6 separate regions of the Homo sapiens genome follow, and all the other regions are linked to region 1. A link is a contact called in ENCODE Hi-C or POLR2A ChIA-PET data. All regions are on one chromosome and are shown on one strand. The core of a region is the stretch at or near the end of the contact, and the rest is flanking DNA. Distances in the headings are between cores, read along the strand shown. Region 1 holds the start of SNRNP40 (small nuclear ribonucleoprotein U5 subunit 40). Region 2 holds the start of PTP4A2 (protein tyrosine phosphatase 4A2). Region 3 holds the start of TMEM39B (transmembrane protein 39B). Region 4 holds the start of TXLNA (taxilin alpha). Region 5 holds the start of KPNA6 (karyopherin subunit alpha 6). Region 6 holds the start of KHDRBS1 (KH RNA binding domain containing, signal transduction associated 1).

Evidence for each region. A loop is a pair of places that touch in the nucleus more often than their neighbours do. ChIA-PET counts read pairs that join two places held with the same protein, here RNA polymerase II (POLR2A). Pooled maps may share reads with other maps.
Region 2: a pooled map shows a loop between it and region 1 (5-fold over the local background). The contact joins the promoter of PTP4A2 here to the promoter of SNRNP40 in region 1. A Hi-C loop is called at or near these places in 2 of 37 single-sample maps with no recorded cell type and 6 of 50 pooled maps. POLR2A ChIA-PET finds 5 or more read pairs at or near these places in 1 of 52 experiments (GM12878).
Region 3: a loop to region 1 is called in a map of B cell, with 30 times the contacts of the local background. The contact joins the promoter of TMEM39B here to the promoter of SNRNP40 in region 1. A Hi-C loop is called at or near these places in 1 of 168 maps with a recorded cell type or tissue (B cell), 1 of 37 single-sample maps with no recorded cell type and 8 of 50 pooled maps. POLR2A ChIA-PET finds 5 or more read pairs at or near these places in 2 of 52 experiments (T-cell and activated CD4-positive, alpha-beta T cell).
Region 4: a loop to region 1 is called in a pooled map, with 7 times the contacts of the local background. The contact joins the promoter of TXLNA here to the promoter of SNRNP40 in region 1. A Hi-C loop is called at or near these places in 6 of 50 pooled maps.
Region 5: a pooled map shows a loop between it and region 1 (15-fold over the local background). The contact joins the promoter of KPNA6 here to the promoter of SNRNP40 in region 1. A Hi-C loop is called at or near these places in 7 of 50 pooled maps. POLR2A ChIA-PET finds 5 or more read pairs at or near these places in 2 of 52 experiments (CD4-positive, alpha-beta T cell and T-cell).
Region 6: a pooled map shows a loop between it and region 1 (9-fold over the local background). The contact joins the promoter of KHDRBS1 here to the promoter of SNRNP40 in region 1. A Hi-C loop is called at or near these places in 1 of 37 single-sample maps with no recorded cell type and 11 of 50 pooled maps. POLR2A ChIA-PET finds 5 or more read pairs at or near these places in 1 of 52 experiments (MCF 10A).

Annotation. Positions count from the first base shown.
Region 1 is chr1:31,294,519-31,298,920 of GRCh38, reverse strand. SNRNP40 (small nuclear ribonucleoprotein U5 subunit 40) reads left to right here and starts at 2,133. Exons shown (of 10, transcript NM_004814.3): 1 at 2,133-2,310. The coding sequence starts at 2,170. ZCCHC17 (zinc finger CCHC-type containing 17) reads right to left here and starts at 1,889. Exons shown (of 8, transcript NM_016505.4): 1 at 1,846-1,889. RefSeq lists an enhancer at 2,155-2,364.
Region 2 is chr1:31,935,452-31,939,723 of GRCh38, reverse strand. PTP4A2 (protein tyrosine phosphatase 4A2) reads left to right here and starts at 1,356. Exons shown (of 6, transcript NM_080391.4): 1 at 1,356-1,737. RefSeq lists enhancers at 770-1,039, 2,150-2,199 and silencers at 1,100-1,479, 1,682-1,853, 1,630-1,969.
Region 3 is chr1:32,069,880-32,074,478 of GRCh38, reverse strand. It overlaps TMEM39B (transmembrane protein 39B), which reads right to left and starts at 1,540. Exons shown (of 9, transcript NM_018056.4): 1 at 1,428-1,540. The coding sequence starts at 1,431. RefSeq lists an enhancer at 1,536-2,141.
Region 4 is chr1:32,177,350-32,181,732 of GRCh38, reverse strand. TXLNA (taxilin alpha) reads right to left here and starts at 2,058. Exons shown (of 11, transcript NM_175852.4): 1 at 1,957-2,058; 2 at 1,219-1,419; 3 at 156-491. The coding sequence starts at 1,387. RefSeq lists enhancers at 1,055-1,104, 1,115-1,274, 1,395-1,474, 1,362-2,120, 2,121-2,880 and silencers at 1,675-1,854, 1,995-2,184.
Region 5 is chr1:32,105,025-32,109,782 of GRCh38, reverse strand. It overlaps KPNA6 (karyopherin subunit alpha 6), which reads right to left and starts at 1,727. Exons shown (of 14, transcript NM_012316.5): 1 at 1,649-1,727. The coding sequence starts at 1,652. RefSeq lists enhancers at 997-1,514, 1,472-1,901, 1,515-2,033.
Region 6 is chr1:32,010,707-32,015,337 of GRCh38, reverse strand. KHDRBS1 (KH RNA binding domain containing, signal transduction associated 1) reads right to left here and starts at 1,470. Exons shown (of 9, transcript NM_006559.3): 1 at 961-1,470. The coding sequence starts at 1,342. RefSeq lists silencers at 462-571, 1,052-1,261 and an enhancer at 665-1,235.

The sequences.
Region 1 (4,402 bases), core at 884-3,383:
TGTATCTCCTGTAGGTTCACCTGTTCTTCACCATTAAATGTTGGAACTAGTCAAGGTTCTGACTTAGCTGACCTTACCCACACCTATGGCTCAATTCATGTATATACAAATTATGCCCAATTTTATATTCCCAACACAAATCTCTCTTCTGAGCACAAAGCTGTATTTCAAACTGCCTCTTGGATGTCATGAATGACCCCACACAATCAATCAATCAATCAATAAAAACTGATCTCAGCTGGGAGCAGTGGCTCAGGCCTGTAATCCCAGAATTTTGGGAGGCTGAGGCAGGTGGATCACTTGAGGCCAGGAGTTGGAGACCAGCCTGGCCAATATGGTGGAACCCCATCTCCACCAAAAATACAAAAATTGGCCGGGCACAGTGGAGGCGCCTGTAATCCCAGCTACTGGGGAGGCTAAGGCAGGAGAATTGCTTGAACCTGGGAGGTGGAGGTTGCAGTGAGCCAAGGTTGCACCACCACACTCCAGCCTGGGCGACAGAGCAAGAACCTGTCTCAAAAAAAAAAAAAAAACAAAAAAAAACTGGTCTCTAATCATCTTCTAGTGTTCCCTATCCAGCTTGAGGGATTCCGTGATAGTGAGTGAATGGTACCACCATCTATTCAACTACATAAGCCAGAAACCTAGGAGTTACCTTTGATTCCTCTCTTCACTCCCTAAAATCAACCCATCACCAAGTCCCACCCATTTTACCTCCTATATACCTCTAGAATCTGTCCAATTCTCTGCAGTTCCACCCATATCTCAGTCCTCACTGACATCTCTGACCAGGATTACTGCATATCCCAAGTGGTCCACATACATCGACTAGGGCTTCCCCAACCCCCGTCTGTTCACACCACTGAGCCTGAGGGATCAAGTCCCCTCCTCCACCACACCCCACTGGGGGAAGACGGCTCAGTGGTATCTCATCCGTTTTAAAATAAAAGCTACAAATTCCTGCAAGGTCTGACCGCTATCACGTACAGCTTCATCTTGTACCATACTCCCTTCATTCTCTTTGTACCAGCCACACTGGCTCTTTGTGCTTTTAGTCATTTTCCTCCCAAGTGCCTCAGGGCTCTGAACAAGTAGTTCTCTATGGAAGGTTCTGCCTTCACTTCTTCACCTAATTAATTACAACACTTCCTGCAGCTACCAGCGCAGGCATCTTTTCCTCTGAAAAACCTTCCTGCTTATTTCAGGCACTCATAGCATCAGGCAGCAGTAGGAGGCATTTCCATGTATTAGTGAGGTCATTGTTTAACGTTTTCCCCACCAGAGTTAAACGCCCTGAGAGTAGGGACCGTGCCCGGTTCACAACATACCCCCAACGCGCTGCTAAATGAATATCAGCAGGACGACTGAGGCAATGACCACGTTCATGGGCATGAGTCTCAAATTTCTCAACAAGACTGTGCTCTGGAGAAGGAGTCGGACATTTCCTTCATCACTGTCTCTCTCAGGGGGGCATACAGTAGGCCCTGATCAAAAACTGCAAAATCAGTGGCAGAAACAAGTCAGCCTCCTCGGCCAAATGGGGCACCGGAGGAGGCTGGGACGCAGGCCTTTCTCCCTGGGAATGCCCGGCACAGGACTGGCCACGATGGGCGCTCTTGAAGAAGGGAGCCGCAGGGGCTGGGTCTTGCCGCCAGAGACCCCAAGGCTCCGCTCCTGCCCCGAAAGGGAGCCCAGGCTACTACTTACCACAGCTGGGGACTCGGGGCCCGCCTCCCACCCCTTGCTGTCAGCACCCTCAGCTGAGAAGGGCAGGTTCAGACTGCACAACCGAGGCGTCGCCTCCAGACTCAGGCAGCCACCCACCCCGTTCTTCCTCATACGTACTAGGCGTCAGCTCCAGGTCCCCGAGTCGCTGCGCTGAACTAAACGCCGACCCCAGTCAGCCAGCGCGTTTCCACCCACAAGACCCAGCGCGCCTAGGGCGGTCGCCAGCTCCGTCCACCAATCCTGGTATCGCACTCTCATGACGTCAGAAAGATATGCCCAATAACAAGAGACTATCCGAGGGCGGTGCAAATGGAAATATTGAAAGCCGATTGGTTCTTCCAAGCTGGAAGTTGTGGAGGAAGGACTAATTTGGAACCAATTGCGTGGCGCCTGAGAGCGGCAGCGCGGTCAGTGGCGGCGCTGAAGAGACCGGTTGCCGCCATGATAGAACAGCAGAAGCGTAAGGGCCCAGAGTTGCCGCTGGTTCCAGTCAAGCGGCAGCGGCATGAGTTGCTGTTGGGAGCGGGGTCTGGCCCAGGAGCCGGGCAGCAGCAGGCGACGCCGGGAGCCTTGCTGCAAGCGGTAAGTGAAGAAGCAGGCGGCCTTTGGCCCTCAGCTCATCTTCCTCCCCTCAGAGCGCTGTATCTGGTGATCCCTGACCCTTTCCCGCATTGCGGGGGCAGAACGAGAGTTTCTACGCAGAGTTAAAGCACATAAACACTGTAAAAGCTCCCCATAGCCTGCGAATGCTGCGTACGTGTTCCCCCGTTTGGCGCCCGTTTTCAGCCTCTCGACTGCCCTGAGATAGCATTAGAATTAGAGTTGAGGACCTTGGGCTCAAAACCCTGACCCGGGTTTAAGCATCCTGACTCTAACATGGATCTGGCATAGAACAAAAATTCCGAAGAGTGTGTAGAATGAATGAATGAGGGAGGGAAGAAAAAAGGGAAATGATTTGTGTTGGCTCGTTTTGGGACTTTGGGCAAGTTGCTTTTCCCTTTATTTCTCTGCACTAGTATTATTAACAACTAAATAGCAGCTAACATTCATTGACTCTTGTACTAAAGTGTTTCGTATATGAAATTTCCATTGATCTTGGTAGCAGCCTGTTAGGAACGTTATTAACCCATTTTGCAGATGGAAAAACAGACTTACCAAGTACGTGATAGAAGCAGATTTCGAACTGAGAAACCATGCTCCTAACTACATTTTTTGTAAGATAGAAATAGTGATCACACTTCTAATGTCCTGTTTAGGCTCAGACGAGGAAATACGAGTGTCCTCACATCTCCTCAATAAATCCTGCTGGCACCGTCCTCAAAATAGGTCTAGAATTGCTACTTCTACCATCTCCATCATTGCCTCATGGCCTAAGCCATTATTATCTCATCTGGCATTTTTGTAGTGGGACCCTAACTGGTCTTCCACTTTCTACCTTTGTATCAGCACCTGTTACCAAGCCAATAACCAAAGGAATCCTTCTAAACATCAGATCACATTACACTCTGCAGAAAACTTTCTGGTGGCTTTGTACTTCATCCAGAGTAAAAACCAAAATTCTTGTAATTATTTGCCCTCTTTCCCTTTACCTCTCTGACCAATTTCTTATTGCTCACCTGGCTTCAGTTACTCTCTCTTCCAAGCCTCTGCTTCAGGACCTTTGCATTTGCTGTCCTCTCTGTGGGATTGCTCTTCACAAATGTTTACATGGTTTACTATTCAGCTCCTGCGAATATTTGCCCAAATGTAATTTTTTCAGTGAGGATTTTCCTGACCACCCTATTTTAAATTGCAGTACCACATACTGTGGAACCCACATTGCTTCTCTCTCTCTCTTTTTTTGTTTTTTTGTTTTTAGACAATCTCTCTGTGTTGACCACTGGCTCAGTACAGCCTCCACCACCTGGGCTCAAGTGATCCTCCTGCCTCAGCCTCCTGAGTAGCTGGGACCACAGACACACACCACCACATCTAACTAATTGTATTTTTTTGTAGAGACAGGATTTCACTCCTGAGCTCAAGCAATCCGCACACCTTGGCCTCCCAAAATGCTGAGATTACAGGCATGAGCCACCATCCCCATCCCTTCTTTTGCTCTATAGCACATGACACCACATATATAGTTTGCTTGTTTTCTCTCACCTTCCCTTCTCCCTTCCCCCTTTCCCACTGGAACAGCGAGCTCCATTGTTTATTTTGTTCATTGCTGTTTGCCCAGTGCCTAGCACGTAACTTCTTTTTTTTTTTTTTAAGATGGAATTTTGCTCTTGTCACCCAGGCTGGAGTGGAGTGGCGCAATCTCGGTGCACCGCAACCTCCGCCACCCGGGTTCAAGCGATTCTCCTGCCTCAGCCTCCTGAGTGGCTGGAATTACAGGCGCCCGCCACCATGCCTGGCTAATTTTTGTATATTTTTAGTAGAGACGGAGTTTCACCATGTTGGTCAGGCTGGTCTCAAACTTTTGACCTCAAGTGATCCGCCCACCTCAGCCTCCCAAAGTGCTGGGATTACAGGTGTGAGCCACCGCGCCCAGCCTGCACATAACATTTTTTAAAACTAAATGAATCTGGCCGGGCTTGGTGGTGGGTGCCTGTAATCCCAGCCACTCGGGAGGCTGATGCAGGAGAATCGCTTGAACCCAGGAGGCGGAGTTTGCGATGAGACGAGATCACGC
Region 2 (4,272 bases), core at 107-2,606, 640 kb before region 1:
CAGAAAGAACAGACCCTCCCCAACCCGCAATTCCCAGGGGGAGACATCTCCCTCCCAAGCCAGCCTCCAATGCCGCACTTTGCCATCTGGTCGTGGCCCAAACCAGCCTCCTAGCTCGCTAGTGACCACATTTTCCAAACCAAAACTCAGGACGCATGATCTGGCAAAGAATTTCTGGCTAGCTTCCAAATGCAAGAGGCAAAAACCTTTCCACCTGAGAATCTCTACGATAATCTGCGTCGTTAAAGGTGACATTAAGTCGGAAAGCTTGAAATTCAGGGTCTCTTCTTTCTCACTTTCTCAACTCAAGCGTTTTCTTTTTCTTTCTTTTTTTTTTTTGAGACGGAGTCTCACTCTGTCGCCCAGGTTGGAGTGCAGTGGCACGATCTCGGCTCACTGCAAACTCCGCCTCCCGGGTTCAAGTGAGTCTCCTGCCTCAACCTCCCGAGTAGCTGGGATTACGGCCCTCCTTCCGGGCGGGCGCCACCATGCCCAGCTAATTTTTGTATTTTTAGCAGACACAGGGTTTCACTATGTTGGCCAGGCTGGTCTCGAACTCCTGACCTTGTGATCTGCCCTCCTCGGCCTCCCAAAGTACTGGGATTACAGGTATGAGCCACCGCGCCTGGCCCTTCTCAAGCGTTTTCATACGTTGTTATCGATACGTGAAAGAGCCCATGAGGTAGCTGATTATTATTTCCATTTAATAGTTGATAATACTTGGAATCACTTGCCCAAGATCCTACATCCTGAAAGTCTGAATTTTGGCTTGTCAGGGACAGTTCTTAGGGTGGGTGTGTGTCTTGTGGGCAGAGCTGGGGGTGGCGTATTAATATCTTCGACGAAGATGCACACGCCATTCATTTGGGGCCTCAGGAAGGGCAGCCGAGAACTGAGCTGGCCAGGTTCCCACTTCTGAGTTGGAAATCCCCAAGCCCAGGACGTGGCGGCCACCCCGTCCCATCAGGATCTGACCCGAGGCCTTAGGGCCAAGTAGCGAGAAAGAACCCTTCGACCTTGCAGGTCACACCTCGGCTGCAGGCCCTCGACCCAGCCCAGGTGCGGATGGGCGGGGCGCAGCGTGGGCGAGCGACTCCCCAGGCCACGTTCTGCCTTCCCTCCCCGATCACATGGACTCGCCTTCCGTAGCCGGGAGTGCGGAGCGGAACGAACCACGAGGAGGAGGAGCGGGGGAGGCGCCCAGGGCAGTGGGTCAGCGCCCCGCGGGGCAGGTGGGCGGGCCCAACTGCCCGCGAGCCGGCCAGCCAGCCAGTCAGCGAACGCGGAGGGCGGGCCGGTGGCCCTGCGCGCCGCGCCCCGCAGCGCCCCCTGAGGGGCGGCGGCGGGAGCTGGTTCCGGCTGCGCGCGCAGCGGTGGTGGTGGCGGCGCGATCGGCCGGGCTGTAACCGTCGTCTGTCCGGGAGCGGCTGGAGCGGCAGCGGCGGCCGGGCACGGCGCGAGGTGACGCCACAGGGCAGCGGCGGCAGCGGAGGCAGCGGCGGCAGCAGGAGACGCAGCGGCGGCCGCAGCAGCAGCAGCAAGACGGACTCGTGGAGACGCGCCGCCGCCGCCGCCGCCGGGCCGGGCCGGGTGTCGCGCGCCGAGGCTGGGGGGGAGTCGTCGCCGCCGCCGCCACCGCTACCGCCGCCGCCGCCGCCGCCGAGGTGACTGAGGAGAGAGGCGCCTCCTCGCTCCCGCCACCGCCGGACTTCAATGCCCAGTCCCCAGCTCGCCAGCGTGAGTGCGCCCCTCCCGGGCGGCCCCCGCGCCGGCGCCGGGGGCCTCGGGGAAGGGGAGGGCGGGAGGCGCCGCAGCCATTAGTGCAGGCCGGAGACACGTCCCCGGAAGGAGGGCCGGGCCGGGCCGGGGCGGGGGAGCGAGGGTGGGTGAGCGAGGGGCGGGCTCGTGTGTGTGGAAGGGAGAGAGCTGTGCGAGCGTGGGGGAGAGTGAGTTGGTGAAGGGAGGGCGTGTGAGTGGGGGACAGGGCTGAGTGTCCGTGCGAGGAGGTGGGGGGAGTGGGAGCGCGTCGGGAGGCAGTGTCGATGTTGGGGGAATGTGGGTGAGGGCAGGGGAGGGTATGGGTGTGTGGGGAGCGTGTGGGCATGAGGGGTGGTGGTAGAATGAGTGAGTAAATGGGGGAGGAGAGAGTTGAGAGTGTGGTAAAGAGCGGGTGAGTGTGGGGGGAGAACATGGTGTGTGTCGGTGAGAAGGTGCGTGGCAGAGGCAGGAGTGTGGTAGGGTGTGCCGGCGTGTGTCCAGTGTGTGAGCAGGCATCCTAGAGGCCCTTCCCCTTGGTCTTTGTGTGTGGCGATAGTGAACCCTGGTGTGTTGGGTTGGGGAGTTCTTTCCGGGAGCATCTTGTCCGTGGGTCTTCAGGTTCAAGTATGAGGAAAGGGGGTATAAGTCTCCTCCAGCGGCACTATGATCTTCTGGCTCTGGGATTTTAATTTTTTTCCCCCAGAAAGGATGTGATGTGTTTTTTTGTTGTTGTTCTATACATTTTTTTCTCCCACGTTTCATGACTTCAAAGTAAATTTTCAAATTTGTCAATGATGCCATCCTATCCTAGTCTGGGGCCCCTGAGAGCTAACGAAAAGAAGTTTGTCTGTTGCCCAAAATCCTACACTCTGGCCTGTAGAGTGTTCAGGAGCATAAACTTTTGTAAAGTACTGCTAGTTTTTCAGGTGAAGAGTATTTTATTGTTAGGTAAATTGAACTGTAGTCTGGTTTATTATTTCCTGGAATTTGTCAAGAAATTAGCAGTGACTAGCAATTCTAGTGTCACTGTAGGCATTCAGCAAATGTTTGTCTGTCCGGAGTCGCCAAACTACATTACACTGCTGAGTTGGAATATGGTACTTGCTGTCATGCTCTGTAAGAGAGAGTAGTTTCAGAGGGAAGTGAGTGAAGTTATGCCTTGCTGAGTGTGCAAAAGGAGATTAAGGATACAGAATGACACATTATCAGGGCTTCAGAATCACTTGCCAGCACACCATTGTATTGGTGAAGATGGTGAGAAGTTGTTTGCTGGTATTCTGATCTTGGCATTTTTAAGTTTCATAATGAATGGACTAATTATTATCATGGACTTTTCCCATTCTTGTGTTGTAAAAGTAGGGATTCTTGAAGAGTAGTACCTTGATAGGGATTTTACACATTGATATAATCTTAAAAATGATGTTATCTTAAAAATAATGTCTCCTAGAAGTTGGTAGTCTTTCACTTGATCTTAGCCAAAAGGCCGAGAAGCGATAGAAGTTGGTAGTCTTTCAGTATAAGCAAAGAGTAGTATGGTCCTTTTGTTTTTTTTTTGTTTGTTTTTGAGATGGAGTCTCGCTCTGTTTGTTGCCCAGGCTTCCCGGGTTCAAATGATCTTCCCGCCTCAGCCTCCCAAGTAGCTGAGAATACAAGTGTGTGCCACCACACCCGGCTAATTTTCATATTTTTAGTAGAGATGGGGTTTCACCTTGTTGGCCAGGCTGGTCTCGAACTCCTGACCTCCAGTGATCCACCTGCCTTGGCCTCCCAAAGTGCTGGGATTAACAGGCGTGAGGGTGGTCCTTTTGATAGTGAACATAATAGAATTACAGGCAAAATCACTGATGTGTAATTAAAAGTTAGAAATTATATTTTTCGGCTGGGCAAGCTGGCTCATACCTGTAATCCTAGCACTTTGGGAGGCTGAGGCAGGAGGATCGCTTGAGCCCAGGAGTTCGAGACCAGCCTGGGTAACATGGTGACTCCATTTCTACAGAAAATACAAAAGTTAGGCGTGGTAGTGCGTGCCTGTAGTTCCAGCTATCCCGGAGGCTGAGGTGAGAGGATCTTGTGAGTCCAGGAAGTCAAGGCTGCAGTGAGCCAGTGAGACCCTCTCTCAAAAAAAATAAGAAGAAAGAAATAGTAAATAGTATTGTTACTATTCAGTGAGGGAAGGAATTGATTAGTATTAATTTCCTCCTGTGCTACAGGTGCTTTTTATATTCATTTAATTCTCACAACTACAAGAAAGGTGGTATCTTCATTTGCATCCATTTAGCTTATTTTGAATCACTTCTATTTGCCAGGCACTAGGGATACAGCGATGAGCTCCCATGGATTTACAGTGGTGAGAAGAAGAGATACAGAAACTCAAAAGGTTAAGTAACTTGTCCCAGGTCATACAGATAATAATTAGTGCTGGATTAAAAATCCAGGTCTTTGACTCTAAAGCCCTTGATTTTTCCAATACGTCATACTACTCTCTCAGTAGCTCCTCTTATATTGAGGTTTCTC
Region 3 (4,599 bases), core at 291-2,790, 780 kb before region 1:
CTATATCCCCTACCTCAGTGCCCAGCAAGTATATGTTGATGAGTGAATGAACCCAGCAAGGTAGGTTTTTCACACATTAGGAAACTCAGCTTACACTATGTCACAGTATCGTGGCTGGGTCGTGTGCTCTCAACTCTGGTACACATTGGGCCCCATTCAGACATAAGTTTCTGGAGGCCTATAACTCTGGGTAACTTTGGGACAGCTTTTTCATCCAGGGCCCCATGATTCAGCTCAAAGGGCATTCTGGGATCTCATGGGCAGGACCCAGGGCCTAAATAAAGGGTCAAGGATATGGCTGGGAGAATCCTGTGGCTGTGGACTGAAAAATTGGACCTACTAGGCTGAGCAGTCTAGCCCAAGCTCCCACGCACCACTTCGCACAAAAGTTCTGCACAAAGCTCCTAAGCACCTAAAAAAGTCACAACCTGACTGGGTGTGGTGGCTCACGACTGTAATCTCAGCAATTTGTGAGGCCGAGGCGGGAGGATCGCTTGAGACCAGGAGTTGGAGACCAGCCTGGGCAACATGGCGAAACCCGGTCTCTATTAAAAAATATATATACATACATATACATATTTTTAAAAAGTTATAACCTGTTCATACCTCTTCACAGTAACACAGCAGCCTCCATTCACATACACCCCACGCCGTAGCATCTCAGCTCGGAAGCGTTTCCCACACTTCGGAGCCAATTTTGGGCTTGGATGTATGCCCAAAATTATAAACCTCCACAAGTCTCTAAAAAGTACCTGGCGAAGAGCTCTGCCCTCCATAAACCCCCAGACCAGAAGCTCTGTTCATACGCTGTTATACTTGGCTTAGAAAATCCCACACAAACACCCTTAGTCCAGTCCAGAAGCTCTGCCCACACCCACTCTCCTCTCTTTAGAAGCTCTGCACCCACATAAAGCCCCTCAGCCCAGAAGCTCCGCCTACACACAACTGTCAGCCCAGAAACCCCGCCCACAAGCCAATAAAAGCCCTCTCAGCCCAGAAGCCCCACTCCAGAATGGGCTCCCTCAGTCGGAAGTCTCCCCGCTCCACCGCCCCCAGTGTAACCCCTCCAACCCAGAAACGCCGACTGCACTAGCGCCCCCTGCCCAGAATCTCCACCCTTAGCGCTGAAGCCACGCCCACTGGTAAGTCCCGCCCCCCTTTCTAGCCCCGACGAGCTGGTCCTCACGAAAGCCCAAGCCCCCACAGGGCTTCGTCTTAGAAGCCCCGCCCACCGTCCAATGTCCCGCCCCCACAACAGAGGCCCCACCCCGCAAAACGACAGGAGGGGGCGGGATCCCGTCTGCGCTCGCATCCCCTCCCCCTCCCGTCACCGGGCTCCTGTCCGCGTGGAGCAGCAATTAGCAGCCTGGCCATCCTAACCCGTGCGCCCGCTCGTTGCCAGGCCGAGCCTGAGCCGCTCTGCTCACCCATCTCCTCCCCCCGGTGCTCTCCGCTTCGCCGCCGCAGCTCCTGCGGGCAATATGTCGGAGGCGACGGCGGCCGGGAGAGGACTAACCGCCGCAGCCCAGTCCCGGGTATCAGCCGCGCGCTCCCGCCGCGCCGCTACATTTGCATACAAGGCGGGCTGGAAGCTGGCGCGCGCTTCTTAAAGGGGCCGCCCGGACGGAGGCGGTGCCTGCGCGCTCTTTGTCTCTCGGTCCCCCACGCCCTTCCTGCAGCTGCTGGTGAAGAGACTCAAGAGGGAGGGGAACGGAACCCACCTCCTGCTCTTCCCGTGCGTGTCTTCTCTCAGCATCTCCTGGACCGGGGCGGCGGCGACCGGAGGAGGGTGCGGAGCCGCCTCTCCGCTCCCCTAGGGGTGGACCATATCCCTGACCGGTCCGCAGGCACCTCCAGCCCAGCCCCACGTTGCGCTTCATCCTTCTCTTAGGCCTCACTGCGCTTTAGTCCACCCCAGTCAAAATCCAGGAGTCATTTCCTCCCTCCCTCGGCCCCCACATCCGATCTTTGCCTTAGTCTTTGTGAGCCTAAGTCCTAAATATTTCTCACATTTGACGTTACTCACCGTTCTCATTGTCAACACCGTGGTTCAGATCCTGACTGCCATTTCCCAGCCTTGCAATCTTGTTTTTTTATGCTTTACGATGAGGCTGCTGATGGTCACCGTGTAGGTTTCGGTGAGGGTTAAATGAAATAGAGCATGCAGAACTGAGTCTGTTTTAGTATTAGCCATCACGATGTTTGGAGAAGCATTGACTAAATGAGCTACATTTATTGTCATTAGGATTCTTCCCTCACAAGACCTACAAGCAGTTTTAGTCATCTTGTAGCTCCATTGCTTAGCACAGTGCTTGGCACTTAATAGCAGTATTCAATTAATTGAATGAATTAGTAGATATTTCATTAATAGTCATAGAGCTTACAGTCAAGTGGGAGGAGATAGACATGAACAAAATTGGTAAATTCTGTAGTATGTTAGATGGGAATGGTGTGAAGGAAAAACAGGAAAGGGGGATGGGGTTGCAGTTTTAAATAGGGCAGGCAGAGCAGGCTTCAGAGTTGACTTGAGTAAACACATGAAGGAAATGAGTGAGTCAGTGGTGCAGATTTCTGGAGAAAGGGGGCATTTCAGGCAGAGGGAATAGTTAGTGCAAGGTCCCTCAGGCAGGAGGGTGTATTTATTTTATTATTTTGTTTTTTGAGGGGATGGAGTCTCTGTTGCCCAGGCTGGAGAGCAGTGGCTCGATCTCGGCTCACTGCAACCTCCACCTGCTGGGTGCAAGCGATTCTCCTGCCTCAGCCTCCCAACAAGCTGAAATTACAGGCGTGCACCACCATGCCCGGCTAATTTTTGTTTTTGTTTTGTTTTGTTTTTTTGAGACTGGAGTCTCCCTTTCTGTTGCCCAGGCTGGAGTGCAGTGGTACGATCTCGGCTCACTGCAACCTCCGCTTCCCGGGTTCAAGCGATTCTCCTGTCTCAGCCTCCCAAGTAGCTGGGATTACAGGCACCCGCCAGCATGCCCGGCTAATTTTTCCATTTTTAGGAGAGGCGGGGTTTCACCATGTTGGCCAGGCTGGTCTCAAACTCCTGACCTCAAATCATCCACCCACCTCGACCTCCCAAAATGCTGGGATTACAGGTGTGCACCACCACGCCTGGTCTAATTTTTGTTTTTTTGTTTGTTTGTTTTTTTGAGACGGAGTCTCACTCTGTCCCCAGGCTGGAGTGCAGTGGTGTGATCTCGGGTCACTGCAACCTCCACCTCCCGGTTTCAAGTGATTCTCCTGCGTCAGCCTCCCAAGTAGCTGGGACTACAGGTGTGTGCCACCACACTTTGCTAATTTTTTGTATTTTTAGTAGAGATGGGGTTTCACCATGTTAGCCAGAATGGTCTCAATCTCCTGACCTCATGATCCGCCTGCCTTGGCCTCCCAAAGTGCTGGGATTACAGGCACGTGCCACCACCACCGGCTAATTTTTGTACTTTTTAGTAGAGACGGGGTTTTACCTTGTTGGCCAAGCTGATCTTGAACTCCTGACCTCAAGTGACCTGCCAGTCTCGGTCTCCCAAAGTGCTGGGATTACAGGCGTGAGACACCACGCCCAGCCAAGAGGGTGTGTTTGAGAAATAAGGAGGCAAGTGTGACACAGGTATAGATATAAGAGTAGGACATGAGAAGGGATAGATCATGTAGGGCTGTGTGGCTTTTACTTTGAATGAGATGCAGAGCTATTATAGGGTTTGAACTTCTATTTAAAAGAACTATTCCAGCTGTATGGTGAGAATAGACTGCAGGGGCACCAAGGTGGAAGCAGGGAGACCAGGCAGGAGGCTGTGGCAATGATCTTAGCAAGAGATGTTGATCGTTTGCACCAGGTTGGGTGAGATGGTGAGACATGGTTGAATTCTGGATTTGAAGGTAAAGTCTACAGGATCTGTTGGGCTGACTATGGTGGCTGATGCCTGTAATCCCAGCACTTTGGGAGGCTGAGGTGGAAAGATTGCTTGAGCCCAGGAGTTTGAGACCAGCCTGGGCAACAAAGTGAGACCCTGTCTCTACAAAAAAAAAAATTTAAAATGAGCAAGGTGTGGTGGCATGTGCCTGTAGTCCCAGCTACTTGGGAGGCTGAGGTACGAGGATCACTTGAGCCCTGGGAAATTGAGGCTGCAGTGAGACGTGATAGTGCCACTGCACTCCAGCCTGGGAAATGTAGAAAGACCCCATCTAAAAAAAAATTAAAACAAAAACAAAACAGGACTTGTTGACAAAATGGATAGGAGTGTGTGAGGAAGAGAAGAGATAAGGATGACTCCAAGGTATGTAGCCTGCACTAATGAAAATATGGAGTCCAATTCAACAGATGTATATTTTTAAATTATGACAGTTTTTTTTTTTTTTTTTGAGACTGAGTCTCACTCTGTCGCCCAGCCTGGAGTGCAGTGGTGCGATCTCGGCTCACTGCAAGCTCCATCTCCCGGATTCACGCCATTCTCCTGCCTCAGCCTCCTGAGTAGCTGGGACTACAGGTGCCCGCCACCACGTCCGGCTAATTTTTTTGTACTTTTAGTACAGATGGGGTTTCACCGTGTTAGCCAGGATGGTCTCGATCTTCTGACCTCGTAATCCACCCGCCTC
Region 4 (4,383 bases), core at 809-3,308, 880 kb before region 1:
GCCCCCACATCCCTGGCTTTGATTAGACTAGAGTGACTTGCTGCTCTGAGAAGTACCGTTTTCCTTTGAATCCTGGCAGAACAGACTGGCCCAGAGAACGTCAAGTCCAAACTCCCTCTCCTCACCAGCTTCACAAAGAGCCGCCCTCTGCTCACCCAAACCCTTGGCTTTTTTCTTCTCCTGTGGCCTTCGATGGTCTCGGTCTCCGACCTCGTCACTCTGCCGGATCTCTTCTGTGTTTGGATCCCCCTTGGAGGGTTCCTTCTCTCCATTGACTACTGGAGTTGGTTCAGGCTCCCCATTCCTTGCCACATAGGTCCGGGACTTCTCTGCATCTTCGGGTTCAGCCGGCTCACCCTGTGCCCCATCCTCGCCGGGGCCCCCCTGGTTATTGTCCACACAGTATGTGCTCAGTATGTCTTCCAGTTGGCGGCTCAGCTCCTCAGAGACATCACGAAGGGCCCCAGACTGAGCCGTTCTGGCTTGAGCCCCTACAGCAGGAGAGGATGAGGGGTAGAGTGAGAAAGAAGACGATTATACCACTGGTTGGGATTTTTCAGGCCCAGCCAAACTCATCAGTTTGAGTTAAATGTTGCCTAACTTTTTTTTTTATGGAAACTGAGAAGCAAGAATGGAGTATCATTCAGCAAATCTAGTTCCTGTCAGAATTTAGATTCGAAACATCTTTTAAATCAAGAAATTATAGTAATCGTTGCCTAACTTCTTTAAGTCTGTTTACTTGTAAAATGACACAACTATTTCTCACTACCACCCGAACATATTTGTTAGATCATAAAAGTATGTAAAGCATCAGCACACAGGGATGGCACGGAGCAACTTCTAGTCCATCTCCTTCCCCCCCACAAAACCATTTCTTGCCATTCAGATCATTCTAGAAATGCCTCAAACAGGAAGGGCAGTTAGCTGCTGGTGGCTGAGGTGTTTCTAACGGGACCTGGATTTCCTGACTGGGTGCCTCGTTTGGCTGCCACCTGACTTAATCCCGTCGGAGCTTCTCTCCAGAACTCTGTTCCTGTGCTTAGAGGGGGCAGCTCCGCCAACTCGCCAGAGCGCAGGGGGGACCGCGGCCCCCAGCACTGTCCTCTCATTCTACATCTCCTCCTCCCGGACAACCTGGCCTCGGCCTGTAAGTCCAGAAGCGAGGCCGACCCCACAGCTCCTCCCCCTGCCCGCTGGCAACGCAGAGCTGGCACACACCCTCCGGCTTCCGAGGAGCCTGGCTGCTGCCGGGACCTTCTGCTTCTACTGCAGGAGCCGCCTGGCTGGGCCGCTCCTGGGCTCCCTCGGGTCCTGCTTCCGGTTGTCCTGGGCTGCTTTTTGGATTGGATTGTTTGGCAGCCCCGTTCTTTTTGTCTTGGTTCTTCATTGTGATGAGCGATGCTGGGTCAGGAGAAGATCCTTTAGAAACAAACACAGTTGCTATTTTCCAGACTTCGAAATTCTTCGCAGCCTGGATCAGAAATCCCCACAGCAGGCGCACAAAGCTTCTTAAAATAAACGGACCGGCAGGCCCGGGCGGAGGGCGCCAACGGCTCTCTGGTCTTGGCGGGTCAGGAGAGCCCGACGTGCCGGGGCAGGCTTTCGGGGCGCAGCTCCCACAGCGGGTGAGGGAAGAGGCCTCTTCTCCCTGGAGCCACTTCCCGGCACAACCGGCCCCCTCGCGGCAGGCCGGGCGCGGGATTGGCTCAGGGCCGGAGACTGACGTGGCGGGACTCCCGGCACCGCCCCCGCCCCTCAGGCCCCACGTGCGCCCCCCGCGCGCGCAGCCACCCACGCCCCGCGCGCCCTCAAGCCGCGAGGCACGCCCGCGCATGCGCATATCCCCAGACAGCCCCCGGCCCACGCGGGGAGTTGGCGTGATTTCCCCACAGGCCGAGAACATCCCGGCCCGCACACTCTCAAATAGTCTCGCCCACCGGCCGCCGCTGCACGTACCTCACCGCCGACGTCCGATGGCTTCCCCACCTCTGGCCTCGCACCGGAAACCCCGAGTAACTGCTGCCGGCCAGCCGCCTGCTCCCGCCTCAGCCAATCAATAGCCGGCGCCGGCGCGGAGCTTGCTGGGAAGGACGAAGCGAGGGCGGCCTCGGAGGCGGGCGCCCCGGCAGGGCGGGGCAGGGAAAAGACTACGCGTCCCTCTTTACGCAGGGGCTAGCCGCAGATCCCAAGGTGCATAAGGGACTGTAGTCCTGGGAGTCCAAAAGGAGCCCGTCATTCTGCACGAGTGCCCATGTCAACCTTGTTTCTATCTCGCAGAAGCTATGCTTCAACTCCCAAAGCCTTGCGCCTGGCTGTTGTTTCCTGCAGGCCTCCATCAAACCTTCCTCCCTGGCCGTGAACAAATGTGACTCCATCCGGGAACTCCGAGGACTCGGGAAGAGGGATAGAGTCCTGGGCTGAGACTCAGGAGACCCATACTCCAGTCCCAACTTCATCACGGATTTGCTGTGTGGCTGGACGTTCTGTTCTCTCTCTGGGCCTCAATGTCCTTCTTCCAAAGGAGGCTTTTAATAACAATAGCAGTTCCTTGAACGCTTACTGTGTGCTTTCCCGCTATCTAATAGCTTGGTTCTCATAACCACTCATAGAAATAACTACTATCTGTTATCCCCATTTTACGGAAAAGGACAGTAAGAGAAAGGTTAGGTAACTTATCCAAGGTCATATCGATAGTGAGTGGTTAAAACAGGGATTCAAAACTGGTAAGTCTGAGACCAGCACCCAGGTAATTACCTGGTCTTTCACCCAGAAGAAACACTACCACAGCAGGTTTCCCTGAGGCAGTCAAGGTAACTTGTGAAAGTAGGTCATATTTTCCCCTCTCCATTACCATTTTGGCAGTCAGTTCCTCAGAAAGGTGCTGAGTTAGGCTTCAGGCATATTCATGAGCCTTTTCTCTACCCCACACTCTACAAAGTCTCACTGGGGTTAAAGTAGAAAAAACCCCCACAGTTCCCTACACATGAGATCACAATTCTGTATCCCCATTGCTTCTGGATAATGAAATCAAACCCAACAATCCTTGTGCCTGGAATTTGAAGCCTAAGAGATTTGACTTTTGCCAAACCCAAAATTTTTTGAGGCCCAGTTCAAAGGTCACTTCAGAGCCTTCCCAGTGCTCTGCAAACCGTACTTGCTCCCTAGGTCTGCAGAGTTGTTACAGCATTAGCAGTGAGGTGTTGAAATTACTATTTACTTATAAGTCAGTTAATTTTGCAAGAACTGTTGGCTAAATAGTCTAGTCCCAGAGCCTCGCATCAGGCTGTGGGTAGAGAAGATTGTAAACTGTTGTGCTAATTGAGCGTTGGTTTAGGGCTGTTAGGATGTTAAATATTTCCCCCAAAGGCTCAGTGAAAGACTTCAGAGCCGTGCATGTTGGATTTCAGATTTTCAGATTGGGGAAGCTCAACCGGTAAAATTTGAGAAAATCCCAAATTGGAAACACTTCTGGTCCCAAGCATGTTGGATAAGAGATATTCAATTTTTAGTATAATGATGGAACTGAGGCTCAGAAAGGTTGGAATCTAGATGTCCTGAAACCAAGGCCCTGATTATTTCTAGAAAAGCATTCTGGAAATCTCTTGAGAAGGCACCATATAAATCAGGCCTTGATAGATTTCCATATAACAAGGGTGTTCTAGGTGAGATAAAGAACATAAAAATGTATGCATGGGGTGAGGGATAGAGGATGTAGTAGAAGGGTCAACAATAGCCTAGAGGGGCCAGTTGGGTAATGAGAACAGGCAAGAATAATTGACAGAAACATAGGTTAACAAGTTACTTTCTCCTTTGCTATAAACAATATATAGCAACAATATTAGCACCTGCCAGAGTGAGGGAGAGGTGGTGATTGCAGTAAAATACAGCAGCTCTTGCACATTGTTAGCAAGCAGAAACTCAGGCCGGGTAGGGCCAGATTGTATTTTTGTTTTTTAGACAGGTTTTACTCAGCTGCTGGGGCTGGAGTGCAGTGATCATAATAGCTCACTGCAGACTCGACCACCTGGACTCAAGTGATCCCCTTGCCCCAGCCTCCCAAGTAGCTAGGATTACAGGTATGTGCCACCACAGCCAGCTAACTTTTAAATTTTTTTGTAGAGACAGATCTCACTTTGCTGCCCAGGCTGGTCTTGAACTCCTGGCCTCAAGTGATCCTCCTACCTTGGCCTCCCAAAGGGTTGGGATTACAGGCATGAGCCACAGTGCTTGGCCTCTTTTTAAAAATGGAGACTTCAGGACAGTCTTTTTCAAGACAGACATTTGATTTAAAAAAAAAATGTTGGCAACTAATTCAAACTTAAACACGCTCTGCCAAGCAAAACCTTCCTGTGGGTTCAATCAACTTTCTGGCTGCTTGTCTGT
Region 5 (4,758 bases), core at 478-2,977, 810 kb before region 1:
GTCCCAACTACTCGGGAGGCTGAGGCAGGAGAATGGCGTGAACCCGGGAAGGTGGTAGTTGCAGTGAGCCGAGATCGCGCCAATGCACTCCAGCCTGGGCAACAGAGCCAGACTCCGTCTCAAAAAAAAAAAAAAGATTTCATAATGGGCCCACATGCAAAAACAAAAAGCAAAACAAAACAAAATAAACAAACAGAAAACCCAAACACATTTACAACTTTGCCTAGGGTTAAAAGCTTTTTTCCCCTTTTCTCCCTGCCCAACCACTAGAGGGCCAGGTCATTTAAAAAAAAAAACAAAACAAAAAAACAGGCTGGACGCAGTGGCTCACACCTGTAATCCCAGCACTTTGGGAGGCCGAGGCAGGCGAATCACTTGAGGTCAGGGGTTCGAGACCAGCCTGGCCAACATGACGAAACCCTGTCTCTACCAAAAACACACAAAAATCAGCCGGGCGTGGTGGTGGGTGCCTGTAATCCCAGCTACTCGGGAGGCTGAGGCAGGAGAATCGCTTGAACCCGGGAGGCAGGAGGTTGCAGTGAGCCGAGATCGCGTCACTGCACTCCAGCCTGGGCGACAGAGCAAGACTCTATCAACAACAACAACAAACAGCAGTTACAAACTAGGCTTGGGAGTGTTCACCCTGGCTTAGCCACTGCATGACCTTGGGTAAGTTACTTTACCTCTCTAAAGCTCAGCTTCCACATCTGTAAAATGGCAATGGTAGCATCTATTTCCTTAGGTTGTACAAATTAAGTAAAACAAGACATGTAAAGCAATCAGAACAATGCCCGTACGTAGAAAGAGCTTAGCAAATTTCACAATTTTTACTGCTTTAGAGGAATTACCACTGTTGGTTCTGTCTCTAAATCCAAAGACTTCGCCATGGTATTCTCTCTGAACAGAGGCCTTGCCAGCCGGAGTCCCCTCAGAAAGATCAACAGGTCGCTCCTTTTCTCCTTACCAGGGCCAGCCCAGAAACCTAAAGTCCTCAACCTAAAGATGGCCAAGAGGACTTGGCCTTTGGTGTTCTACCATCACAAGCGATGCCACTCTGAGCCCAACCGAACCACACTATTTCCGCCTTGATTCCGTTCTCCCGGCCTTCAGCGGCGCAAGCTGCCCTCGGCCTGGCTGCCCATGCTTACCGGCCTAGTGCTGGCTCGCCTGACGTCCCCTCACTAGAGGACTCCACCTCGCTACGTAGGTAGGACTTCCCTGAGTTCAGGGGAGCCACTGAATCTAGTCAAGACACGCGTTGGCCAAACACAACCCAGGAGAAAGCTACCTTAGCGCCGCCCAGGCCTGCCGCCGGGAGCCCGTCCCCCAGCCCCAGTCTGGGCGCAGGACAGAGAGTAGGCCCCTTTCTACCTCCCAGGAACACGTGGGCTCCTGCCCGAGGCCACCATGTGGGGGGCTCCAGGCGTGCCAAGGTGTCCCCGAAACCAGCACCAAAGGACTGCTTCCAGCACGGGCCCTAGCTCGGCCCAAAACTGGCAAGAGGGGCACTCCCGGCCTGACTTTTCCCCTCAGACCTAGCTAGAGGGGATGCAGACATCTTCCGCAGACCGGAGACAGGCTCTCGCCAAATCCCAGGCCCCGACACTCCCTGAGCCCAAGAACCCTACTGCGTGGTTTCCTCACTCACCCATCGCGGGTCCGCTCGCTCACTCTTGGCGGCGGAGGCAACGGCGGCAGCTTCAGCGGCAGCTTTCAGTAGACAATATGGCGGATCTGTAGGACGGCAGCCCGAAAGGGACAAACCAGTTAACTCCAGGACGAAACGCTTTATTGGCCCAATCGCCTATCATTACACCGAAAGTGCGCACTTAAAGAGACCGCAGCTACTAAAGGTGGGGAGTGGAAATGAAATAGGAAAGGAGTGGTTGGGAGGAGACTGGAAGGGATACCTAAGAAAGTTAAGTGTGTCTAGGAGTTCCCAGCTGTTTCTGCTACTATTTCTTTTTTATAGTGAGATTTCTTTACCCGGAACTTTTTCTCCCAGAAGCTTATCCCTCCTTTTTTTTTTTTTTTTTTTTTTTTTTTTTTTGAGACGCAGTCTCGCTCTTGTCCCCCCAGGCTGGAGTGCGATGGCGCGATCTCGGCTCACTGCACACTCTGCCTCCCGAGTTCAAGCGATTCTCCTGCCTCGGCCCCCCGAGTAGCTGGGATTACAGGCGCCTGCCACCACGCCTGGCTAATTTTTGTATTTTTACTAGAGACGGTGTTTCAACCATGTTGGCTAGGCTGGTCTTGAACTCCTTACCTCAGGTGATCCGCCCGCCCCCAAAGTGCTGGGATTACAGGCTTGAGCCACCGCTCCGGGCCAGTTTATCCCTTCTTCTAATAGTTGAAACCAATCGGCTGGGCGCTGTGGCTCACGCCTGTAATCCCAGCACTTTGGGTAGGCCGAGGCGGGCGGATCACCTGAGATCAGGAGTTCGAGACCAGCCTGCCCATGGTCTCTACTAAAAATACAAAAATTAGCTGGGTGTGGTGGCGCATGCCTGTAATCTACTTGGGAGGCTGAGGCAGGAGAATTGCTTTAACCCGGGAGGCAGAGGTTGCAGTGAGCCGAGATTGTGCCACTGCATTCCAGCCTGGGAGACAAGAGCAAAACTCCGTCTCTAAAAACAAAAACAGCAATCATAGACCTTGGGCTGAATATGAACAACGAATCATCTAGAGAGGGGAAGTGCCTTGCTCAATGAGGCTATGGAGAGAAGGAAACAAAGAAGTAAGACTAAACTCAGGTTTTCTGATTAGGCCTACGTAGGTAGCCCTAGTTGAGGTTGCAATCTTATTGGGAGATGAGAAATAGAAAAATAGGGCTGGGTGTGGTGGTTCACGCTTGTCTATAATCCTAACACTTTGGGAAGCTGAGGCCAGAGAATCACTTGAGGCCAGGAGCTCAAGACCAGACTGGGCAACACAGTGAGACCCCATCTCCACAAAAAATAAATTAAAAGAAAAAAATTAGCCAGGCATGGTAATGAGCACTTGTACTTGGGCGGCTGAGGCGAGAGGATCACTTGAGTCCGGGAGGTCAAGGCTGCAGTGCCATGACTGTGTCACTATACTCCAGGTTGGGTGATAGAGTGAGACCCTGTCTCTAAAAAAAAAAAAAAGAGAGAGAGAGAGAGAGAAAGAAATGGGCTGGACATGGTGGCTCATTCCTGTAATCCCAGCATTTTAGGAGGCTGAGGCGGCAGATTGCTTGAGCCCAAGAGTTCGAGACCAGCCTGGGCAACATAGCAAGATCCCCCGTCTCTAAAAAAAAAAAAGAAAAACAATGAGACCCATGCAGTATAGTTAACAGAGTGATTTCATAATCATTTCATTTATCCTCACAGCAAGCTCCTTGAAGGCAGGGGTGGGTTCTATATTGTTTACCACCGTATCTCCAGCACCTAGCACAGAATCTGGCACATTGTGTGTGCTCCATAAATAACTATTGAATGAATAAACAAAGGAATGAACAAAAAATTGAGTTACACAGAGCAAGGGACATGATCTCCCCTTTTAGAGATGAGGAAATTGAGGCTTTTATTGTTCATATGCCTTTTCAATCACGGGACGTATGGCTAGTACATATCAGGCCTTTCTTTTTCCATGACATGGCAGCCCTCCTGTCCCCCACCTCGACACACAGAGCCAGGCTATATCTTCAAGACACAGAGGGATCTATCTTCTGGAAGCAGAACAAGGGCCTGTCACAACAAACTGCCAACTTTAGTTGTGCGCCTGGCCCATTTTCTTGAGGCAAAGAAATCAAAAGGAAAACTCTAGGATGAAGGTCAGGAAGGGGCGCACTTTATTTCCCTTCCTACTGCCCCTGCTTAAGGTGAGACCTCATCACTTTGCCCTGTTCTGTTTTGCCTGCCTCCTCTCTGGCCTCCTGCCTCCAGACTCTCCGGCTCCCACCCACTATCTCCTGAAAAGCAGAGACCTATAATCTCAGCTACTGGGAAGGCTGAGGTGGGAGAATTGCTTGAGCCCAGGAGTTCAAGACCAGCCTGGGCAACACAGAGAAACCTGTCTCATTAAAAAAAAAAAAAAAAAAGAAAAAAAAAAAGAAAAAAAAAAGCAGAAACCTTACAGTGTAACTCTTCTGCTTAGCAACTTCCTACTGCCTGCCCTTAGGTAATGCCCAGACATTTTAATCTGGCACAGACTGGTCCTTACCTGCTTCTTGGGACACTCCCCACCAGGCAATGCAGGCTCCAACCATATTTGGAGAACCACTTTTCTTCAAATATGCGCCTGTCTTCTCATGTGCCTTTGCATATGCTGTTCCCTCTGCTTAGAATGCAGTGCCCTCCTTTCCCCACTTAACCATGAGAACTACTCACTTTTTTTTTTTTTTTTTGAGACAGAGTTTTGCTCTTGTTGTCCAGGCTGGAGTGCAATGGCATGATCTTGGCTCATTGCAAACTTCACCTCCCAGGTTCAAGCAACTCTCCTGCCTTAGCCTCCTGACTAGCTGGGATTACAGGCATGCGCCACCACACCCGGCTAATTTTTTGTTGTTGGGTTTTTTTTGGTGTTTTGGTTTTTTTTTTTTTTTTGAGACAGAGTCTAGCTCTGTCGCCCAGGCTGGAGTAAAGGGGCGTGATCTCGGCTCACTGCAACCTCTGCCTCCTGGGTTCAAGCGATTCTCCTGCCTCAGTCTCCCGAGTAGCTGGGATTACAGGTGCCTGCCACCACACCCAGCTAATTTTTGTATTTTTAGTACAGACAGGGTTTCACTGTGTTGGC
Region 6 (4,631 bases), core at 221-2,720, 720 kb before region 1:
TTTAACTAGAAGCGAAAGTCAGACAGCTTTAGGGAAAAATCAGAGCGACTAGGTGATTGGCCAGTGCTGATGAGGAAAAGAGCGCTAACCTACAGAACAAAGACTCTCATTTCTAATCTATTTCACTACTGAATCAAAAATGTAAAAAACAGCAACAAAAAGGCCAAGCCTTTCAGTACAAGCATCATGCAACTTCTCTCAATTTCTGTCCATCTCGTTGGGAAACGTCATGTGAACTACGCGGGAGTCCCTATCGTCCCATTTCACTGTCTCTAGGGTTACTTCACTCCTTCAACGACAGTGAACACACGGTGTAAAATGGCTCAGTAGCAATTCTTATTTTATCAGCCTTAGTCGGAAATCTGATTCGGAAACCTCAAGCTCCGATCCACATAAATCGCTCCTTCCTCCCAGCAACTTAAGCTGCGGTTACCGCTAAGTCCGGCTCGGCCCCAGCGACAGCAAGGCACTGGACAGGGCATTCCAGCCTCACCCCACCTCACCTCGGCCCTTCCTCCCACGGTCCCTCCCCGCTCTGGCTGTCTTCACCTCCTACACCTCGGTCGAGGCGCTCATCGCCACCCGCGATCAAAAAGGGTTTCCCTTCAGGGAAAGGGGGAAATGAAGGTTCATTTCTGGAAGAATCTGCGCGCCCGGCAGCCGCAAGAGGAGGGAGGAGGGAAGAGTCGGGAAAGGGGCGGGGAGCTCAGCACTATCCATCAAGACATTAGCGCTAGGGGATCGCAAAGTCGCCTTCGGGCCTCCACTGCAGCCTAGAAATTCTCCCACGCACTCCGGGCTGAGGTGGGAATGTGGAATCCAGGCTCCCAAAAATGAGGATGAGACCGGAACTCCCGACTGCCTCGGTCCCGAGGGGGCGGGAAGCGAGAGGAACAAAGCCAGGGCCACTCATGCCCGGGATGGCCGGGCGACCCAGAGGGACACGGGAGGCCCCCTTACCTGCCGTCAGCAGCTGCATGGCGTGAGTGAAGGACGGGTCGAGCGAGTCCTTCTCGGCCATGAGTTCGGGCAGGTACTTGTTCTCTGGCTCCATCTTGACCGAGGCTGTGGCCGAGGGGGGCAGCAGCGGGGTCGGCGCTGGCCCGCCCACTGTCGCGTCGGGACCCGTGGCCGAGGGCGGCAGCAGCGGTGGCGGCTGCGTGGCGGGCGAGGCCCGGGCGCCCCCGCGGGATCCCCCTCCGCCTCCCCGGGACCGGTGAGGCAGCGGCGGCTGCCGAGACGGCGTCTGACGCACCGAGGGGTGGGCACCGGAGGGGTCCATGGAGCCGCTACGGCCCGAAGACCGGCTCATGCGCGCGGCGGGGTCGTCCCGGCGCTGCATCTGGGAGGATGTGCGATCCAAGGAGCGAGAAAGCGACGCGGCAGCGACGGAGGCCCGAGCGGCGGTTGGCGGGGGTGGCAGAGCGGGAGCGGTAGCGACCGAAGCCGACCCGAGCGACCCAGCGAGAGAGAGCACCGGAAATGAGGCGGCGCGCGTGCGCAGCCAGCCACCGGCACCGCCCTTGGGTTTCTCCGCGGAGAACAAAGTCCCCAGTCCGGCCACGGCGCCTGCGCACCGCCGCGGCGTCCGAGAAGTCGCCTCCCGACTCTGGCTTTCCCTCCGCTCCCGCCAGGCCAGAGCTTGATGCGCATGCGCGGGAGGCAGTGGGCTCCGTTCGTTTCGTTTTCCACGTGACTCGGCGCTAGCGGAACACGTGTCTCCTCCCCTTTCTGGCGTGGAGGGGGCGGGAGCTGTGGAATGTCTTTGTCTGCGCGCGGGCCCGCGGAGTGTGGGGCGGGAGACCTGTTACTCGCGGGGCCACGCCCTCTCCAACGGCTGAGCAGTGGAGGGAGGCTGTGGGGAGTGGGGTGGGGGGCGGTCACCGAAGTAAGGAAGTAAAAGACTGCCGAGAGGGTCACGGAAAGGGGAGGGAGAGAGAATTGAGACCGCCTGGGGAGGAAGACAGGAGTGAGACAGACTGCACAGGGAGAAAGGAAGGCTGAGGGAGAGTCTGATGCAGGGGGAAAGTTGGGGAAGGGAAACCTGGAGGGAGAAATTGAGGAAGGACGGCTTGGTGGAAACACTGAAGGCGATTGGAGTACTTGAACTAAGAGGGATGGTTCAGATCAGAGATCTGAAGTCTAGCAAAGAAAAGGGTCCCAGACATCAGGGAACACAAGAAGTTGTTTCCAGTATATATATTTCCAGTATTACATATATTCCAGTCGGTTCTAAAACGGTTGACATTGTTGGTACGGGAAATCTTAAGCAGCATTTTAGCTCTTTTTACATATTTTACTGCTTTTTCTGAATTGTGTTTGTTTTGTTTCGCCGTCATTATTGCCAATTAAGTGTTTCTTCCTTCAAAAAGTGAGGTAGAGACCAGATCCTTAATCCACGTTGGTTGCATCATTAGGATGGCTTCTTCTACCACTCCAGACTTGCTCAAAGAGACCCTTGCCACTACTCTCAAAGGCAAGGTACATAGTGGACAGTCGCCTACGACGTTCTCCACATCCTGGTGTGCTATATGCAAGTGGAGCCTTAGGTCCCTACTTGTCCCATAAGCCATCAAAAGCCTGGTGCCCTCTCTAACTTTCCCTTCCCTCCGCAGATTATTTTCTTCTTCCATTTAAAGCACTCACTCCCATCTCTTTTCCTTCTGGATTAGTTCTCCTAATGAGCCCACACTTTTCAAAAGTCTTTGGGGACCGGTGCGGTGGCTTATGCCTGTAATCCCAGCACTTTGGGAGGCCTAGGTGGGAGGATTACTTGAGGCTAGGAGTTCGAGAGCAGCCTGGACAATATAATGAGACCTCATCTCTACAATAAAAAAAGTTTCCGCCCGGCTTGGTGGCTCATGCCTGTGATCCCAACACTTTGGGAGGCCGAGGTGGGCAAATCACCTGAGGCCAGGAGTTCGAGACCAACTTGGCCAACATGATGAAACCCCATCTTTACTAAAAATATAAAAATTAGCCGGGTGTGGTGGTGCATACCTGTAATCCCAGCTACTTGGGAGGCTGAGGCAGGAGAATTGCTTGAACCAGGGACGCGGAGGCTGCCGTGAGCCGAGATCACGCCACTGCACTCCAGCCTGGGCAACAGAGCGAGACTACGTCTCAAAAAAAAAAAAAAAGGAAAAAAAGGTTTATTTGGAAATTGTCTTCTGAGTGCCTGGAAACTTGATTTTTGGATGTGAAGCTTAGAACCCTTTAACTAGAGAACCTAAAGGCCTTCTTTAAGGGGTTAAGGGAGAGGATTTCCAAATTACCCACAGAAATGAAAACAAAACACGTATCTACATAAATTATATATATATAATATAAAATATAGGCCAGATGCGATGGCTCATGCTTGTAATCCCAGCACTTTGGGAAACCGAGGCGGGCAGATCACAAGGTCAAGAGATCGAGACCATCCTGGCCAACATTGTGAAACCCCGTCTCTACTAAAAATACAAAAATTAGCTGGGTGTGGTGGTGTGCCTGTAGTCCCAGCTACTCAGGAGGCTGAGGCAGAAGAATCGCTTGAACCCAGGAGGCGGAGGTTGCAGTGAGCTGAGATTGCAGCACTGCACTCCAGCCTGGGGGACAGTGCGAGACTCTGTCTTGGGAAAAAAAAGAAAGAAAGAAAGAAATTAGCTGAGTGTGGTGGCGTGCACCTGTTGTCCCCAGCTACTTGAGAGACTGAGGTGGGAAGATTGCTGCTTGAGCCTGGGAAATTGAGACTACAGTGAGCAACGACTGCCCCACTGCACTCAGCCTGGACGACAGAGTGAGACCTTGTCTCAAAAAAAAAAAAAAAAAAAAAAAAAAAAAAAAAAAAAAGGCCAGTGCGGTGGCCCACTCCTGTAATCCCAGCACTTTGGGAGGCCAAAGTGGGTAGATCACCTGAGGTCAGGAGTTCAAGACCAGCCTGGCTAATACAGTGAAACCCCATCTCTACTAAAAACATAAAAAAGTTAGCTGAACGTGGTGGCATGCACCTGTAATCCCAGCTACTTGGGAGGCTGAGGCAGAAGAATTGCTTGAACCCGGGAGGTGGAGGTTACAGTGAGCCGAGATCGCGCCACACTGCACTCCAGCCTGGGCAACAGAGTCAGACTCCGTGTCAAAAAGAAAAAAGAAACGAAAAAATTAAGTGCTGTTGGAGTTCAATGCAGAAGATAGATTTTGGCCAAGGAAGAATAAGTTCCAGGCAAAGGGAAGTGGAATAAATGAGCAGAGATGAGAACGTGGGAAATGTGTTCAGGGAATGGGAGTAATCCAGTGTCAGACTTGAAGGAATAGGTGGGTTGAGAGAGCAACTGCATGAAGAGGGGGGAAGGGGCAAGGAGAATTTACAGTTCCTTTGCAACTCATTTCCACTGCCACCCTTGAAGATCCTTCTTGAGTGGTGGTGTTACAAATGGCTGAAGCGTCCTTGCCCTGTAATGAGATGCCCAAATAGAGATCCCTTGAGCTGAGGCTAATAAAACTTTGATAAAGGTTTGTCTGAGAAGGAGCTGGGTAGTGGTATCTATGGCCTTTCTAGACTAGAATCAACAGTTACTGCATATGTATATCAAAACATGTTGTAGCCATACCTATATACAATTTTAAAAACACTGGAAACAAAACAAAAAATA